Linked DNA regions of Homo sapiens: region 1 is linked to region 2. A link is a loop called in an ENCODE intact Hi-C map of the cell type or tissue named here. Cell type or tissue: A673. All regions are shown on one strand. Links, peaks and the distances in the headings refer to the core of each region. The heading gives the core; the rest is flanking DNA. Region 1 overlaps LOC105379078 (a long non-coding RNA gene). Region 2 has its middle 670 kb from the start of LINC02058.

What was found. Peaks named below come from ENCODE experiments on the same cell type or tissue, not always from the same donor. Only the 100,000 strongest peaks of a DNase experiment are listed, where the experiment ranks them.
Region 1: it touches region 2 in a loop (11-fold over the local background); 1 of 110 quality-filtered maps calls a loop at or near these places.

What each region holds. Positions count from the first base shown.
Region 1 is chr5:91,699,191-91,708,161 of GRCh38, reverse strand. The region is part of intron 4 of LOC105379078 (a long non-coding RNA gene); the gene reads right to left. Among named protein-coding and RNA genes, the nearest start is that of ARRDC3, 320 kb to the right of the region's middle. In A673, for the core only: no CTCF peak of the experiment used is centred there; a DNase peak (open chromatin) is centred at 4,811; H3K27ac peaks cover 1,335 bases.
Region 2 is chr5:92,262,097-92,271,067 of GRCh38, reverse strand. No RefSeq gene overlaps it. Among named protein-coding and RNA genes, the nearest start is that of LINC02058, 670 kb to the left of the region's middle. In A673, for the core only: no CTCF peak of the experiment used is centred there; DNase peaks (open chromatin) are centred at 4,957 and 5,307; H3K27ac peaks cover 5,319 bases.

The DNA.
Region 1 (8,971 bases), core at 438-8,437, 560 kb after region 2:
TAAAATTTCAAGTAGTTAGTTGTCTTCTTTCAACACTTAAAAGATGTATTTCCATTGTTTTCTGGTTTTCTTCACTTCTGCTGAAAAGGAAGTCCTGGCCGGGGATGGTGGCTCATGCCTGTAATACTTGACTTTGGGAAGCCAAGGCAGGATGATCACTTGAGGCCAGGAGTTCAAGACCAGCCTGGACAACATAGCAAGACCCCTGTGTACAAAAAAAATTATTTTAAATTAGCCAAGCATGGTGGCATGCACCTGTATTCCTAGCTAGTTGGGAGGCCAAGGAGAGAGGATCCCTTGAGCCCAGAAATTTGATGCTGCAGTCAGCTATATCATGCCACTGGGCCACAGAGAAAGACCCTATCTCTAAAAATAAAAAAGCAATTCTTAGTTTTGCTCCTGTGAAGTTTATGTGTTTTTTCTTTCGGTCTGCTATCAAGAGTGTTCTTCCTTGTCTTTGCCTTTCAATGTGTTTTAGTGTGATGGGCTTAGCATCTGTTTTTATATCTTTAAATATTTCATCTGCCACATCCTGTTCTCTTCTTACAGGACTCCAGTTAAATATATGTTAGATATTCCAACCATGTCCTGTTGTTTCTTCCTGTTTCCTGGTTTTTCAGTAATTTTCCCCTCTGTTCTTCATCCTGGATAACAACAACTGACATTTCAGCTGACACTAGCCATCTTTTGTGACATGTTCATTTTATGTTAAACACAAAAATTGAGTTATTAAATTCAGTTGTTTTATATTTCAGGTCTATAACTTTTTATTCCTTTTATATGGGTATCTGTTTTCTTTTTAGATCAGTCAGGAGCTATGCTGACCCAAGGTTAGGTTGCAGTTTTTTTAAGGTTGATTCTCTACTTTTGATTCATTCAAATTCCTTTCACCAGTCCCACTGCCAACTTTTTTTTATAAGCTCTAATCACATCATGCCAGAATTATTGCAATACTTTCAAGACTCAAGACTTGCTTCTTCCAATTTGCCTCACTGTGCAGAATACTCTTTAGACAAGGCAAATCTAATCATGTCATCCCCTAATTAAAATGCCATAAGGGCTCCACGTTGCTTATAATATTGCAACTAGGACATAACCCTTCAGGTCCAAAAGCATGGGTCATTTAGTAAGGCCCTTCTTCCTTGGCAATTCCTAATCTATATAATTTTTTGTCTTCTCAGCATTTTGAAGTTTCCAAAAACTTCCCTCTGCTTTTTAGAATCTTTATGCTTACCTCTTAGCTTGAGGAATTTAAGAATTCATCAATTACCTCAAGAGAGAAGATTAATGAGCACTGGACATTTTTTTGTACTTGCCATTTATCCAGGATCATGCTCTCTCAAGTCCTGATTGCTTTGGCAGCCCTGAGCTCTATTGTGTTGTGTTTCCAGATATGGGATTATCAAAAACTCAAATTTTCTGCTTGTCACGGTATTCTCAGTCTTTTGCTTGACTCCAATCCCTCATCAGATTCTTGAAAGCTTCTTCACAAGAAAAATAGAACATCATCAATAATCAATTCACTCTGCCTTTCTTCTCCTCTAGTTTAACTTAACCATGCAGCAATTTATTTTTCATTACCCCTTGTCTTATCACATGCAGATAATATTTATTTATTATTTGTATATATGACTAAACACCTTTTGAAAATTGATAGACCTTGCCACAATAGTATCTCTAGAGACTACAGTTATCTCAATTCTTCATAAACACTTACAAATATATAAATACACATATACATATATACATACATACATATGGATGTTCTCTCACACACATACACTGTGATCTGAATCATAGTGTTAGTTCCAGCTTTTATCCATCAACTTTACCCATTTATATAAAATCCAATTGAATGTAGACTATGGTTGTTCTCTCCATACTCTTATGATTGACTTAGGTCCTCACTGTTCACCTGAAATTGCCCTCAGAAAAGTAATGAATAACCTTTTCATCACTAGATAAATGAGAATCTATATTTTTTTCACATTTTTAGTATCTTCTCAATGTCCACATGGTTAATCTTTATTCCTTTATGTATTCCCTAACATTTCCAAATTTCTGAGGATGTACTGAATCTCGGTTCTTTTCAAAGCAGTCAAAACCTCGTCACTCTTTCTTTCGATTATTCCTACTTCCCCTCTTTTGTTACAGAGCTACATAAAGTTCAAGTGAATGTTTTACAGATTCAAAACCTATTGAAGATCATTGCCATGTCTGAGTTGCTTTTGTATCTCAACAGTGTGTCGCAAATTGCAGATATTTATTAAATGAATTTAATTACATAACAAATATGACCTGCTAAAAAAAAAACCTGAGTGTCCTCTATGTACAACAAAATAGTAGTAGAATAAATAATTTCCACTTGGCAACAATCCGTATTAAATATTTAAAATCTCGAACTTGTGATAGTATAATCAGAAATAGGTTTTAGAAAAAATCAATTGAAGAATGGTATGTGGTTTAACTAAAATTAGAATGTTAAAAGGTATTTAATGTTTCTTTATCAACACTGAACTATTTCTTCAAAATGAGAAATTGCTACTAAATGTTGGTAACAATGACTTGCCAAGAAATAAGGAGACACCTATCTGGATGCTTTTCTGGTTATTTAAACATTATCTATTCAGTACTGAAATTATTGTCTTCCTCTTCCCACCCACAAGCCTGCTTTTCTTCTTTCTGTGTCTGCATCGGTGAATAATACCACAGTCCAGACAGTAGTCTGAGATGGAAACCTGAGAGTCATACTTGACTATGTTACATGCTTTACTACCTATAAACAGCAATCTCTATAAATTCTACTTCCAAAATACTCTTGACTCCATCTTCCTTTCCCTATTCTCACTTTTTTTATAAACTCCAATCATATCACACCAGAATTACTGCAATACTCTCAAGACTCAAGACTCACTTCTTCAGACCAGCCTGGGCAACATGGCAAAACCCGTCTCTACAAAAAATACAAAAATTAGTGTGGCATGGTGGCACAAACCTGTAATCCCCCCTACCTGGTAGGCTGAGGCAGGAGAATTGTTTGAACCTGGGCGGCAGGGGCTACAATGAGCTGAAATCACCCCACTGCACTCCAGCCTGGGCGACAAAGCGACTGTACCAAGTGCTCTTCAGAAAAGGCAATCTAACCATGTCATCCCCTAATTAAAATGCAATAAGAATCCACATAGTTTTCAATATTAACTTTAATATGTCTTACAAGGCTCTGCCTGATCCGCTTCTCTTTCCCTTTTCTGTATATTACTTGTTACTTCTCCACACTCAGTGTTTCAGATTTAGTGAACTTCAAGTTTTCTAAGCCAGTCATGGGCCCTCTAATCTCTGGGATTTTTACACATGCAGTTCCTTTGCCTGGAAGTCCTTTCCCTGCCTCTTCTCTGATTAATTTCTACACATTCTTCAAGTCTCAACTTACATGGAACACTCTTCAGAAAGCTTTCCCAGACTCTAATGTTGGAGATAGCTGCTTCACAAATTGTCTCATAAACAACCTGCCCTTACACATAACTTGGTATAATGCACTGTAATTTTCTGATCACTTATCTTTTCCTCACAATGGTCTTTAAATTTCCCAAAGAAATCATTTATTATAGTTACATACATGTGCTAGGTAATGTACATATTTTTATTCATAATCAAATTCATCAAATCACTTTAGACTCTCCAATATTATCTTAAGAATAATAATATAAAAGAAATATATTTCGTGTTACTTTTGTTTTCCTCAAATTACATATTTTTGTTTAATGTCTCAATCAAACTTTAAATTTATTGGTGAATTTATCAATTTTTATGCTCATTATTTCTTTTCGAATCTCATTCGTTAATTCTAGTTTGAGTTTTGTCTTCCTAAATAGCATCCTTTGCCATTCATAATATCTATTATGGTGCTTGATACATAATAAATGTAACAGGCATGTTTGGGCCATTCTCTTATTTGATGGCCTATCCTCCTGTGGCAATGATTCTAGCAAGAAGAGGCAGCTTCACTTGCCAGGTTTGTACAACCATGATCCTTCACTTCCCTTGTTTGGACCTGAACCATGGGCTGAGCAGATTAGATTCTTTCTTTGTGGAATTTGAATTGTGAGATACAAAGCCTAGGAGTCATTTATTTGGTGGTGGTCCTGAATCAGGAAAGTCATGTTTCTCAGAGAATGGGGTAGCTGTCCTGTTTGAGTCATGTATGCTGAAAAGCTAGTTAAGACAGGTTTACAGGGAAAATGAAAACAACAGAGGAAACACAAAGAGAACACCAGATGTAAGAGAATTATGTTCCCTCAAGAGAAAAAAAGAGATCAAATAGCTATTTTAGTAATGATGTCTTTGGCTTCGTGTCCCTACCTAAATCTCACTTGAATTGTACTCCCATAATTCCCAAGTGTTGTCGGAGGGACCTGGTGGGAGGAAGCTGAATCATGGGGACAGTTTCTCCCATACTGTACTCATGGTAGTAAATAAGTCTCACAAGATCTGATGGTTTCATAGGGGAAATCTGTTTCGCTTGGCTGTCATTCTCTCTCTTTCCGCTGCCATGTAAGAAGTGCCTTTCACGTTCCACCATGATTGTGAGGGCTCCCTAGCCATGTGGAATTGTGAGTCCATTAAACCTCTTTCTTTAGTAAATTGCCCAGTTTCAGGTATGTCTTTATCAGCAGCATGAAAATGGACTAATACTAGTAACTATTTTCCAGTTTCTAATTCTAGCACCTCTTGAAATCTAGATGTATTTCCTCCCCTTGGGTTCCGTGACATGCCCTCGTAGTTCTTTTCCTTAGACTCCTTAATTTAAACCAGCCTCTTTCTGGCATCCAAATGCTCCCTAAATGAATCTGTAGTTTAAACATATTTACTGAATAAACATGGGAAGGGAGGAAGGAAGGAAGGAAGGAAGGAAGGGAGGAAGGAAGGAAGGAAGGAAGGAAGGAAGGAAGGAAGGAAGGAAGGAAAAGGAAAGAAGGAAGGAAAAGGGAAAAAGCTAAGGAAAAAGAGGAGGAAGAAAGAGAAGTAAGAAGAAAGGTCCTTATTTCACAGGGCTTATTAAAATTTAATTGGGGAGCCAAAAATAAATGTACAGAAAAATATAGTTTCATAAAGCATAACTTTTATCTTTTTTGAAACAGAACTGTTATAAAACTTCCATACTATTAAATAGGTACATTATATTCTTCAAAATGAGTTAGTTAATTTTTGAGACAGAGCAGAGTTAAAGTATATGTTTGAATTTTGTACCATCAACACTAATGAGCTCAAAATGTAATTGTGGCACATGAAATAACTTTTTCACTTATTTTTCAAGCAGTCTTATTTTCTTTAAATAATTTTATACATTAAATATATTCTGTCAGTGAAACCTTCTCAGGAAATATATTCAAGGTAAGGGCCAAATTAACATTATAAACAAACAAACAAAAAACCTCTTAGTTCTTGAAAGTAAGTGCTTTTCCCAAGGAGTGGAATCAGACAACTTATTGAAGAAAATGGGATTTTAGTTATGTCTTAAATTATTTTTATTGGCAAAGATAGGTGAAGACCAAAACTCATATACACAAAAGCTAAAAAACTACAATGTCTAGGTGTGCTTTCCTTTTATTGAATTTTAAGATTTATGAGTTGGTATGAGATTGTGGAGAACCTTGGAAGCTAAATTCAGGAGTTTATTAGGCAATGAGGCAACTTTGAAATTTAAGAGGCAAGGAAGGATGAATGACACATGATAAAATATAGATTAGATGGAGAAGTCAGCAAATGATATAAGTAGAATAAATGAAAATTCTGAAATAATCCTATTAGGAATTTTTTGGACACATATTACCTCTTTGGGGATTATGACCCTTTCCTAGCACTAACTTAAACCCAGTAGCCAAGAGCTAGGCATAAAGCATTTCCCTGGAAAGGTATTTCTGACTGATATAGTTTGGCTGTGTCCCCACCTAAATCTCATCTTGAATTCCCACATGTTGTGGGAGGAACCTGGTGGGAGGAAATTGAATCATGGGGGCAGGTCTTTCCCATGCTGTTATCATGATAGTGAGTAAGACTCATGAGATCTGATGGTTATTATAATTGGGAGTTTTCCTGCACAAGCAGTTTTGGCTTGCTGTCATCTATGTAAGATGTAACTTGCTCCTCTTTGCCTCCCACCATGATTGTGAGACTTCCCCAGCCACGTGGAACTGTAAGTCCAATTAAACCTCTTTCTTATGTAAATTGCCAGTCTTGGGTATGTCTTCATCAGCAGCATGAAAATGAATTAATACAGCAAGTTGGTACCAGTAGAGTGGAGGCTGCTGAAAAGATACCCAAAAATGTGGAAGTGACTTTAGAACTGGATAACAGCAGAGGTTGAGACAGTTTGGAGGGCTCATAAGAGGACAGGAAAATGTGAGGAAGCTTGGAACTTCCTAGAGACTTGTTGAATGGCTTTGACCAAAAGCGTGATAGTGATATGGACAATAACAGTCCAGGCTGAGGTAGTCTCAGATGCAGATAAGGAACTTGTTGGGAACGGGAACAAAGGTGACTCTTGTTATGGTTTAGCAAACAGACTGGTGGCATTTTGCCCCTATCCTAGAGATTTGTGGAACTTTGAACTTGAGAGAGATGATTTAGGGTATCTGGTGGAAGAAATTTCTTAGCAGCAAAGCATTCAATATGTGACTTGGGTGCTGTTAAAGGCATTCGGTTTTATAAGGGAATCAGAGCATGAAAGTTCAGAAAATTTGCAGCCTAACAATGTGATAGAAAAGAAAAACCTATTTTCTCAGAAGAAATTCAAGCTGGCTGCAGAAGTTTGCATAAGTAACAAGGAGCCAAATGTTATTCCCCAAGACAATGGGGAGAATGTCTCCAGGGCATGTCAGAGGTCTTCATGGCAGCCCCTCCCATCACAGGCCCAGAGGTCTAGGAGAAAATGGTTTCCTGGGCTGGGCCCAGAGTTCCCTTGCTGTATGCAGTCCAGGGACTTGGTGCCTGTGCCCAAGCCACTCCAGCCGTGACTAAAAGGGGTCAAGGTACAACTTGGGCTGTTGCTTCAGAGGATGGGAGCCCCAAGCCTTGGCAGCTTCCACATGGTGCTGAGCCTGTGGGTGCACATAAGTCAAGAACTGAGGTTTGGGAACCTCCACCTAGATTTCAGAAGATGTATAGAAACATCTGGATGCCCAGGCAAAAGTTTCCTGCAGGACCAGGGCCGTCATGGAGAACTTCTGCTAGGGAAGTGCAGAAGGGAAATGTGGGGTTGGAGCCCACAGACAGAGTCCCTACTGGGGCAGCACCTAGTGGAGCTGTGAGGAGAGGGCCACCATCCTCCAGACCTCCGACAGGTCAATGGTAGATCCACTGTGAGCTTGTAACATGTGCCTGGAAAAGCCACAGACAATGTGAGCCTGTTAAAGCATCCAAGAGGGAGGCTATACCCTGCAAAGCCACAGGGGTGGAGCTGCCCAAGACCATGGGAATCCACCTCTTGCATCAGTGTGAGACATGGAGTCAAAGGAGATCATTTTGGAGCTTTAAGATTTGACTGCCTCACTGGATTTTGGACTTGCATGGGGCCTGTTGCCCCTTTATTTTGGCCAGTTTCTCCCATTTGGAACAGCTGTGTTTACTCAATACCTATACCCTCTTTGTATCTAGGAAGTAATTAGCTCTTTTTTTTTTTTAATTTACAGGCTCATAGGCAGAAAAGACTTGCCTTGTCTCAATGAGACTTTGGACTGTGGACTTTTGAGTTAATACTGAAATGAGTTAAGACTTTGGGGGACTCTTGGGAAGGCATGATTTGTTTTGAAATGTGAGAACATGAGATTTGGAAGAGGCCATGTGCAGAATTATATGGTTTGGCTATGTCCCTACCCAAATCTCATCTTGAATTCCCACATGTTGTGGGAGGGACCATGTGGGAGGTAATTGAATCATAGGGGCAGGTCTTTCCCTTGCTATTCTCATGATAGTAAGTTTCACAAGATCTGATGTTTATTGTAAGGGGCAGTTTTCCTCCACGATCTCTTTTTGCTTGCTGCCATTCTTGTAAGATGTGACTTGCTCCTCCTTGCCTTCTGCCATGATTGTGAATCTTCCCCAGCCACATGGAACTGTAAGTCCCATTAAACCTCTTTCTTTTGTAAGTTGTCCAGTCTTGGGTATGTCTTTATCAGCAGTGTGAAAATAGACTAATACCGTGATAAACCCCACCTCCAACCAGGATGAGCTAAAATGGCTTTCCTGACCATCTGTCCATTCTTTGCAAGGTATCATTAAGACGTATTTAACTGCCTGCCCTCCCTACTAACCTGAAAGCTTTGTGAAAACTACCACCCTAGTTCCAGCAAAGCTTACACTGATTAGATGTGTAATACTTCTTTTCAGTCAGAGATCTTGTCGTTGGGCAAGGTCTGAGACCTCTAAAGAGTAATCTGGAGTCTGCTTCATGTCCGATGGATGAAGCCCATCATACCTCGTAGAAGATATAATAAAGAAAGTACCATGCCTTGCTGCTGCTGAAACACCTGCCAAGAACTCTGATGTGGTGGCATTTTGCCTGGTTTCTTTCCTGGAATTCTTCCTCCCCTAGCATACTTGATTTATATTTTAAAATGAGCCATTCTCTTAATTATTGAGCATTTGTAGAACATCATGTGCTTACAGAGCACTCTAAAATATCCTATAAATTATTTTCATCTATGCATAGAAAGATGATATTTGTGATATATCCATTCTTTAGATGGAAAAACTAGTGAAAAGATTACCATGCTATCATACAACTAGCCAGAAAGGGGGTCATTTATTTGTTTCTTCTCTTAAGACACAACAATTCTCTAGAAATTATAGCTATGAGTTTTGTTTTGTTGCTTCTGTACAGCCTCGGACAGCCTTTCTTTGTCTATCAAAATAAGCAATAGGGAAATATGTGTTTTTTCTGAAACATGTGCTAAATAGAAAGTTCAGAATTTCT
Region 2 (8,971 bases), core at 457-8,456:
TGCTTCTCTAATTCTTTCAGTTTTCATGTTGCGTTATTAAATTGAGATCCTTTTAAATTTTTGATGTGCATGTTTAGTGTTACAAATTTTTCTCTTAACAGTTCCTTAGCAGTGTCCCAGAGATTCTGGTATGTTGCATCTTTGTTCTCATCAGTTTTAAAAAACATCTTGATTTCTCCCTTAATTTAATTACTTACCCAAAAGTTGTTCAGGAGCAGGTTACTTAATTTCCATGTAATCGTATGGTTTTGAGCGATTTTTGTAGTCCCAAATTCTAATTTTATTGTTCTGTGGTCTGATAGAGTGGTTGATATAATTCCATTTTTTTGCATTTGCTGAGTATTGTTTGATGTCTAATTATGTGATCGATTTTAGAGTATGTGCTGTGTGGTGATGAGAAAACTGTATATTCTGTTGTTTTTGGGTGGAGAGTTCTGTATATGTCTTTCAGGTTCATTTGATCCAGTGCTGAATTTATGTTTGGGATTTCTATGTTAATTTTCTGCCTCAATTATCTATCTAGTACTGACAGTGTGGTATTGGATGAAGTCTCCCACTATTATTACATGGGAATCTAAGTCTCTTCATAAATCTCTAAAAACTTGCTTTATGAATCTCGGTGCTCCTGTATTAGATGCATATATTTTTAGGATGGTTATTTCTTCCTGTTGAATTGAATGAACTCTTTACTATTATGTAGTATCCTGGTCTTTTTTTATCTTTGCTGGTTTTGTTTGTTTTGTCTCAAATTAGGTTAGCAACCCTTGATTTTTTTCTGATTTCCATTTGCTCAGTAGATTTTTCTCCATCCCTTTATTTCAAGTCTATAGGTGTCATTTCATGTGAGATGGGTTGCTTGAAGATAGCACACCTATGGGTTTGGTGTTTTATCCAGCTTGACACTCTGTGCCTTTTAATTGGGACATTTAGCCAGTTTCCATTCAAGGTTTATATTGATATTTGTGAATTTGATACTGTTGTCATGATGTTAGCTCGTTATTATGCAGATTTGTTTGTGTGGTTGCTTTATAGTGTCAATGGTCTGTGTACTCATGAGTGTTTTTGTAGTGGCTGGTAATGGTCTCTCCTTTCCACATTTTGTGCCTCCTTCAGGAGCTTTTGGAAAACAGGTATGTTGATAACAAATTCCCCTAGCGTTTGCTTGTCTAAAGAGAATCTCATTTCTCCTTTGCTTATGAAGATCAGTTTGGCTACATATAAAATTTTTGGTTGAAATTTCTTGACTTTAAGAATGTTGCATATTGACCCCTAATCTCTTCTGTCTTGTAAGGTTTCTACTGAGAGGTCAACTGTTAATCTGTTGGGCTTGCCTTTGTAGGTGATTGGCCCTTTCCTCTCTAGCTGCCTTTAACATTTTTTCTTTCATTTCAATCTTGGCAAATCTGATGATTATGTGTCTTGGGGATAATCTTTTTGTGAAGTATCTTAATGAGGTTCACTGCATTTTCTGAATGTGAATGTTGGCCTCTCTAGCTAGTTTGGGGAAATTGTCATAAATGACATCCTGAAATATATTTTCCAAGTTGCTTCCATTCTCCCCATCTTTTTCAGGGACACCAATGAATCATAGATTTTGTCTCTACATAATCCCTTATTTCTCAGAGGTTTTGTCAATTCCTTTTTATTGTTTTTTCTCTATTCTTGTCTGACTGTCTTATTTTTGAAAGCCAGACTTCAAACTCTGTGATTCTTTTCTCAGCTTGGTCTGTTCTGTTAATAATACTTGCAATTGCATTATGAAATTCTTGCAGTACCTTTTTCAGCTCTATTAGGTCGGTTATATTCTTTTCTATACTAGCTATTTTGTTTGTCAGCTCCTGTATCATTCTATTGTGATTCTTAGCTTCCTTGGATTAGGTTTAAATGTACTCCTGCATCTCTATAGCCTTTGTTCCTACTCACATTCTGAATATTTTTTTTTCTGTAATTTCAGTCATCTCAGCCCAGTTCAGAACCCTTGCTGGAGAGCTAGTGTGATCCTTTGGAGGAAAGAAGGCACTCTGGCTTTTTGAGTTCTCAGAGTTCTTGCACTGGTTCTTTTGCATCATTGTGGGCTCATGTTTCTTTAATCTGTGAAGCTCCTGTCCTTTCATGGTAGTTTTTTTTTCTTTCATCTTATTTGATGACCTCAAGTGTTTTATTGTGGAATAAGATGGATTCAGTTGACTGGCTTGGTTTCTGGAAGATTTTAGGGAGCCACGGCTCAGCTCACAACTCCTAAACTGCACACTTTAACTCTAGGTCACTGCTATTATGTCCCAACTTTGTTCTCTGGCTCCTCCAGGTTAGAAACTCCCTGTGCTAGTGGGGGCTGAGGTGCTCCCAGACCATTAGTTACAGCATTCCAATGGGTGCAGCCATTCAAAGAGTTTCACAGGGTGGTGACAGCAGGATGCATCCTCTTTCACACGTGTCAGCAGCAGTGGCAGTGCCAGTTCAGTGGGGTGCATGCTAGTTGGCTGCAGCAGGCTGCTAGCAGGTGCCAGTCTCTGTGCACGTGTTCACAGCAGCCATGGAGGCCGCACAGCTTGCAGGGACAGGAGGGTCTCCCACTGGCGATTGCGTGCATGGTTGCCCTGGTAGTGGTGTTAGCATGGGGGGTAGAGTGCCAGCAGGAACAGGACTGTATGTACCCTCTGTGCCCATTCATACAGGCAGAGGTGGCTGCTCCAGGCAAAGGAGGGTCCGCTGTCTTCTGTGCCTAGTTTCACTCCATTGGCAGTTTTAGCTAATGGGTGGGGCACTGGTGGTGGCAGGTCTGACTGCCTCTATGCCCGCCAAGATTCTGACTGCAATGGTGGTAGGGCAGGGGTAGGGGGCACAGAGTGCACTCATGCTGGCAGCAGTGGCAGGGCAGGGTGCACATGCACATACACACTGGTGGGGCAGAGAAGGCAAGATCCACAGGCACAAGTAAAGTAATGCGGGAAGTGGCCGTAGGCAGGGAGGCAGCTGTGTTGGGAGAGAGTGGATGGGCTGGTGCATGTCCATGGGACTGCTCTGGCACAGTCTGTCAGTGCAGGAGCTATGATGCAGCCCCCAGGGCACCCAGGGTGGCACTGCAAACAGAGGCAGCGAGGCTGATGCCCTGGCAGAGGCCAGAAGACCAAGGGTGCTCAGGTCGGAACAGCCCCATCTGATGGGCAAGACCACCCTGCAGAATTGAGGTCTGACAGTTCCCCTAGAGCTAAGGTCTCCTGTGGCAGCAAGTCAAACCTAGGGTAATGGTGTCTTCGGCTGTGCTCCACTATAGGTGCTCCTGCACCAAATCCTCTGGGTTCCACATCACCTGGAGTTCTGCCCCTACAACTTCTCTAAGCAGCTCTCCCTGACAACTTAAGTGTCTGTGGTGGTTGAGGGGTCTCCTTCCAAGATTCCAGAGGCCCATGGCAGGAGTGGGTTGCTCTTTGCCAATTCAACTCACCCATTCATTCCCCCAGAGTCACTGGGGACCAAGAATGTGACCCAGTGCATGGCAGCCCCTTGAAACATTTTCTTTTTCCTCCTTTTTCAGCCCAGCTTCGGTGTCTTTCCTCTAACCACTCAGTGCCTTCAGTCTACTTTTAAAAAACAGTTATTTTCACATTCATTGTTTTCCTTTTATAGCTTTCCACCATTTTATAAAAAGAATGCTGTCATTTTTTTCAAAACTATCATTTACTTTCCATTGTGCAATATTCTAGGGAAGACTAAAAATATTTTCACTCTCCAATATATCTTTCTTATTCAGTCCTATTTTCTGACACTGTTGATTTTCCCCTGTTATTTCTTGAATAATGCTAAAATCATTATGACTATTTATGTTGATCATCCTTTTCACTTGTTTGGAGCAAAATGATCAATCATCATGAACACACTCTCAGTAACCTAGACACTGGTTCTAGGTGTCTAACAAAAAATATTTGTTAATTTTTAATAACTTTTGAAGTTGAATTTTACTCAAAAGAGCAAAAATAGAAAAATTTTAAAATTCACTTTTTGGTATATTAGACTCCATTAAAGTTTGTGCATTTTCACAGACTGTTAAATTATTACATTATAAACATTATTGTGTTTTTAATTTTTTATTAAGAAAGAATTACCCAAAGCTGTTATGAAATGCATTACCTTAACCAGTGTGAATGTTATCTATGCTTTATTACTCATCTCAAGACTCATGATATTTAGAACAGAACTCACTTTATTAAGAACATTGTCTAGCATATCTGAATATATATTGTTTATTTGAATAGGTGTTTGGTTCCTAGAGAAAGATTTCTTCCCTTAAACAGTATATTTATCCATTTATTAATTAATTAGGTTCTACAATTACTAGATTGCTTAATGTTGGGCCTACAAAATTAAATAAAAGAGATAGTACTTTTTTTGAAGCTGTGGTACATGGAATAATTTCCAATTTATTTTTAGAACCATCCGATTTTCCAAGAATATGACATACAGTGAATGGGGGTAGTGAGAGAAAGCCTAGAAAGGTGGAAAAGTATCAGCTCTTAGAACAGCTTTAAAAGTGTATCAAGCTGATTTTTTCTTGGGATACCGATAGACTCCTCTGAGTTTGGGGACAGAAGAGTAACATGATCAGATCTAAATATGTTAGCAGGTTTAAGGATATGCTGAGATTGGACATGGGGAGATGATTAATGAAATCACTGCTAATGTTCAAGCGACAAATGATAAATTCAGAACTAAAGTTAGTGGTGATTAAATTATGGAGAAGCATGTGATGTTGAAACAGATGAAACTCTGAGGCTGTTAAGAATTAAAATCTAGAGGACTTGGCCAGGATAAGGTTAAAGTCAGAATGTTAAAAAAATAAATTACCCCCAAAGACTATTGTAGTCTTGCCTAAAAGACATGGAAGCAGTACCCAAGATGTGGAATTTTACAGAAGGAACAAGTATTAGTGGAGAGATGACTAATTTGTTCATTCAGCAATATAAATATACGGTAATATTTATGTCATCTGTTGCCTCTTTAATTTGGAGCCTAGTGCTTATGTAGTGGTTAATACAGTGGATAAGTATGCAGCATCCCCATAAAGTCAGACATAGGCAAAGGAGTTTGCATCTATATAAATGCATCTTACAATTTTTATATTTCAGGATTAAGAATCTTTGCCTCAACTTTAATATACTGTAAAACACACATGTCGAACAAAGTCTGATTATAGATAAGTTTGTCCTGAAAACATTTTGTTGCTGGCAAATGTATAAAAAACAAACATTTACTCCTTCGCTTTAGTTAAAAGTTAGTACTTCTCTTTTTTAGACCCTCCATCCCTCCCTCCCTTCCTTCCTTCTTTCCTTCCTTCCTTCCTTCCTTCCTTCCTTCCTTCCTTCCTTCCTTCCTTCCCATCCATCTATATACCTATACCACACCCAAATGGTCAAGAGTCCAGGAAAATGTCTCCAAATCACAACAAATCCACCAGAGAAAATACATAACATGTTTTTTTTCTTTAATGGGAGATTAACATAGTTTTGTAATTAAAAATGTGCAAATGGGGTAGTAGATATTCATGTTAATATTTTGTTTAATAGAGTTCAAATAATTCATTACAAACATTATGTGAATACAATGCTGTCATTTCAGTATATTCCTTAAACCATATGAGTATTTGAAAAATAATTTTAAAAATATGTGGTAATACTCCAAGTGTCCTGAAGAGTTTGAATAAAATATTTATTATTTTTTCCCAGATTTAGTTTTCTACATTTAGCAATTCAAAGTTCAAATTGTAATTATGATTCAAAAAAGTAGTAGAATGCAATACATTCATTCACACAAGACACTGATTAAGTCAAAATTCCTAAAGAATTTTATTAATGCCTAAACCCCTGCAAAAATGCCTAAATAAATATTGCTATATTGCAGTTGGAGAGGGCAATCTTTTTATACTCCTGTAATGGAATACAGTTGTCTTCTATTTCTTTATGCATCTATCGATTCTACAGAAAGATGCACTTACGAAAATCAGTGTGTAAAAGACTTCTTTTTTATTCTTTTATTTCCTCACAAGGTTGTTTAATGTTTCATTGGGAAGTCTAAGCATTCCTGATGATCAAAATGTAAACATTGTTTCTAAAATTTTACAAATAAGAAATGACATAATCTTGATGAGAAAAGTTACTACTTCCATCTCCCACATGTAAATATACCATATTCAAGAATTTATCTGTATTAAGAAAAGACTTACTTTTCACGAATTATATCTACCATTTTTACTCAGCAACTCTTATTAATCAATTTGCATTAATTAATTGGAGTATTTAAATCCCCCTCTCCACAAGGTACCATATAAGACACTCATTGAATAATAGTTATGATTGAGCATTTTATAGAAGTTAGTATATTATATTTCTTTAAGAAAATTTTGTTCAAACATATGAGATTTGGGGGAATTTAAAGGGAGATTTTTTCCTTTAAAAATATACTACACTTTTCCAAACATAGATTGAGACAACAGAAAATATCCTAAAAATTAAAATACCCGTGCCAATGACAAAGCATTTTCTTTGCTTATTTAAAAAAAATTATCTGCACAGATGAATTTTAAAACTGAAGTTCAAAACCCTCTCTGCATGTCTCCACTGGAATCACATACCCTTGGACACTCTCTTAGTTAAATGTGTGTTTTGTAGGTATTCGTTTATGTGGCCAATTTGCAGTTCCTACAATCCACATAAAACTGGCTTTTTCAAATGCATAATGAAAGAACTGCAACTGAACTATAATGACAAAAAAGGTTATTTAGCCTTCAAAACATTTAGTTACCTTCAAAAGCGAATTCTGGGGGAGCAGTACAGAGACCCTTTCTGATTAAGCCTTCATTAGTAAGCCTTTATTTCTCCCACTGCTCTTTCCCTATACTTTGTCTTCTTTTCCCTTTGCTCTTCTCTCTTTGTTATTTTGATTTCTCTATGTAAGAAGTGAAAGTTCAATGTAAAATTGTTTGAATTTGCTGGAAAAAAAAAAACCTGTTGAAAGATTGTGATTGCATTTGAATTCAATGGTTCTGAAACTCAAAAAAAAGAAAAGTGGCAGATGGGCAAAGATGGATGATTTCTGACCAGGAAGATCATTGATAGCATAATATAAACCATGGGCTTGAAGGGATTTCTGTAGGTAAAGTGTTTAGATAATAAAACAATTTTTAAATGAGTCAAACTTTTGCCTTCCTTGTTCTAACATATTTATAATTATGTCTTTACAATATCTGATATGAAAGAAGTTATATTTGATTGGTTAAAATGATTCTTACATTATAATTCTAAAAGTAGAAATCTTTTTTTTTTGCTTATTTGGGTTTATTTTTAGCTTATTTTGAAATGATGTTATCCAGATTCTTTAAATTATTTCATTTATTCATTGACTAATATGTATTAATCACACATGAAGAGCAAAGCACAATTTCTTGTCCTAGGAATATAAGCAGTTAAAAAACCAGACAAGGTTGTCAGTCGAAGAACTGAAGATATTACTGGTTTTCTTTTTAATGAAATACACTGTCTACTGGTATCCCTGAAAATTATCTGATTCTATAGAGGTGTGTATTTTAATTGACTTTGACATATGGTATAAAAATTAAAGTCTACAAAACTGATAATGCAAATGATTTCTGTTTATGACAATGCAAATGAACATTGTCCAATAGAGAATATAAATCTAAGTCAAATTCTTAATCCAACAGATTGTAGCTTACTTGTTCCTTCATTAATTAATGAGTTAAATAAAATATTTAAAACATATGCATTTAATATTTGATGACAGTCATGATTTTATCATTTTGAAAATTTTATTTTAACAAAGCGTTTGTCTTTTTGGAACTTATTTTCTACTGATTCTTATGCAAATGCCTGCACAACTTAAAAAAGAAGAATTCTTCCATTGTCATTATAATAACATAGCCTCTCTAGGAAGGTAGAAAGTCTTCATTTATATTGGCAGAAAAATATAAGCATAAAAATATTTATTATATATATCTGAAAATTTATAAAAATATAAATACATTTCAAGGATCTGGGCTTCCAAACAAATATGTATTTTTTGAAAGATCCAAAAGTAAGGGTAGACGGTTTCCTGGGTTTCCCGTGCCTCTTTTAACTTTGGCACAGAGCATAAGATTGTAGTTTTTAGACAATGATTTTTACTAGTTAACCTAAAATGAAAGTATACATATTGTTTATAGAGTTGTTGGTAAATATAGTTGAACACCCACCATGCAGTTTACAGGATCCAGCTGGTTATTATAAGCTTTTGTGAGTAGTCAATAAAACTTAATAGATACCAATTTCTAGTACTTTGCTTCCAGAGCCACAATCGTAGAAAATTAGCCCACTTGGAAGAGAACATAATATCATTTAGTCATGAATCCTGACAATATAAGGAACTGATATTCAGCAGTGATATCTGTGAATGATAAAACAGTTAAAAGAAATGCATAAGCTTAAATAGTGTGATAATTGAACATATTGGTGTAAAATCTTTTCTGAAAATATGATAAATTTTACCAAATTCTTTTGAATTATTCTTGTGGCTAAGTTCCTTAGTCTGCCTTTTTATTATTTAGTTAGTTAGGTTGTCAGAAATCCATATACATTAACATTAAAAATATCATAAACTGATCAGGGACCAGTTTAATAAGATTACTCATTTGCGGGAGATTCTACATATAAGCCATGTTTAGATGATAAAAATATTGATAATTGTAAACAAGTGTATATTAATAAATTTAAAATATTCTTAGGATTTCCCAAAATAGAGTTAGCATATTGTACTTTTCCAACAGCCTATGAATCCTGACTTTAAAATTTGCTAATCATATGGTAAAATAATTTAATCCTCTTTTTCTCTTACTCTTCAAAGCACATAAATAAATAGCATTTTATTCACAAAACACATTACAAATTATAACATATTGAACTAAGGCTAAATGAAGCAATTATTTAGT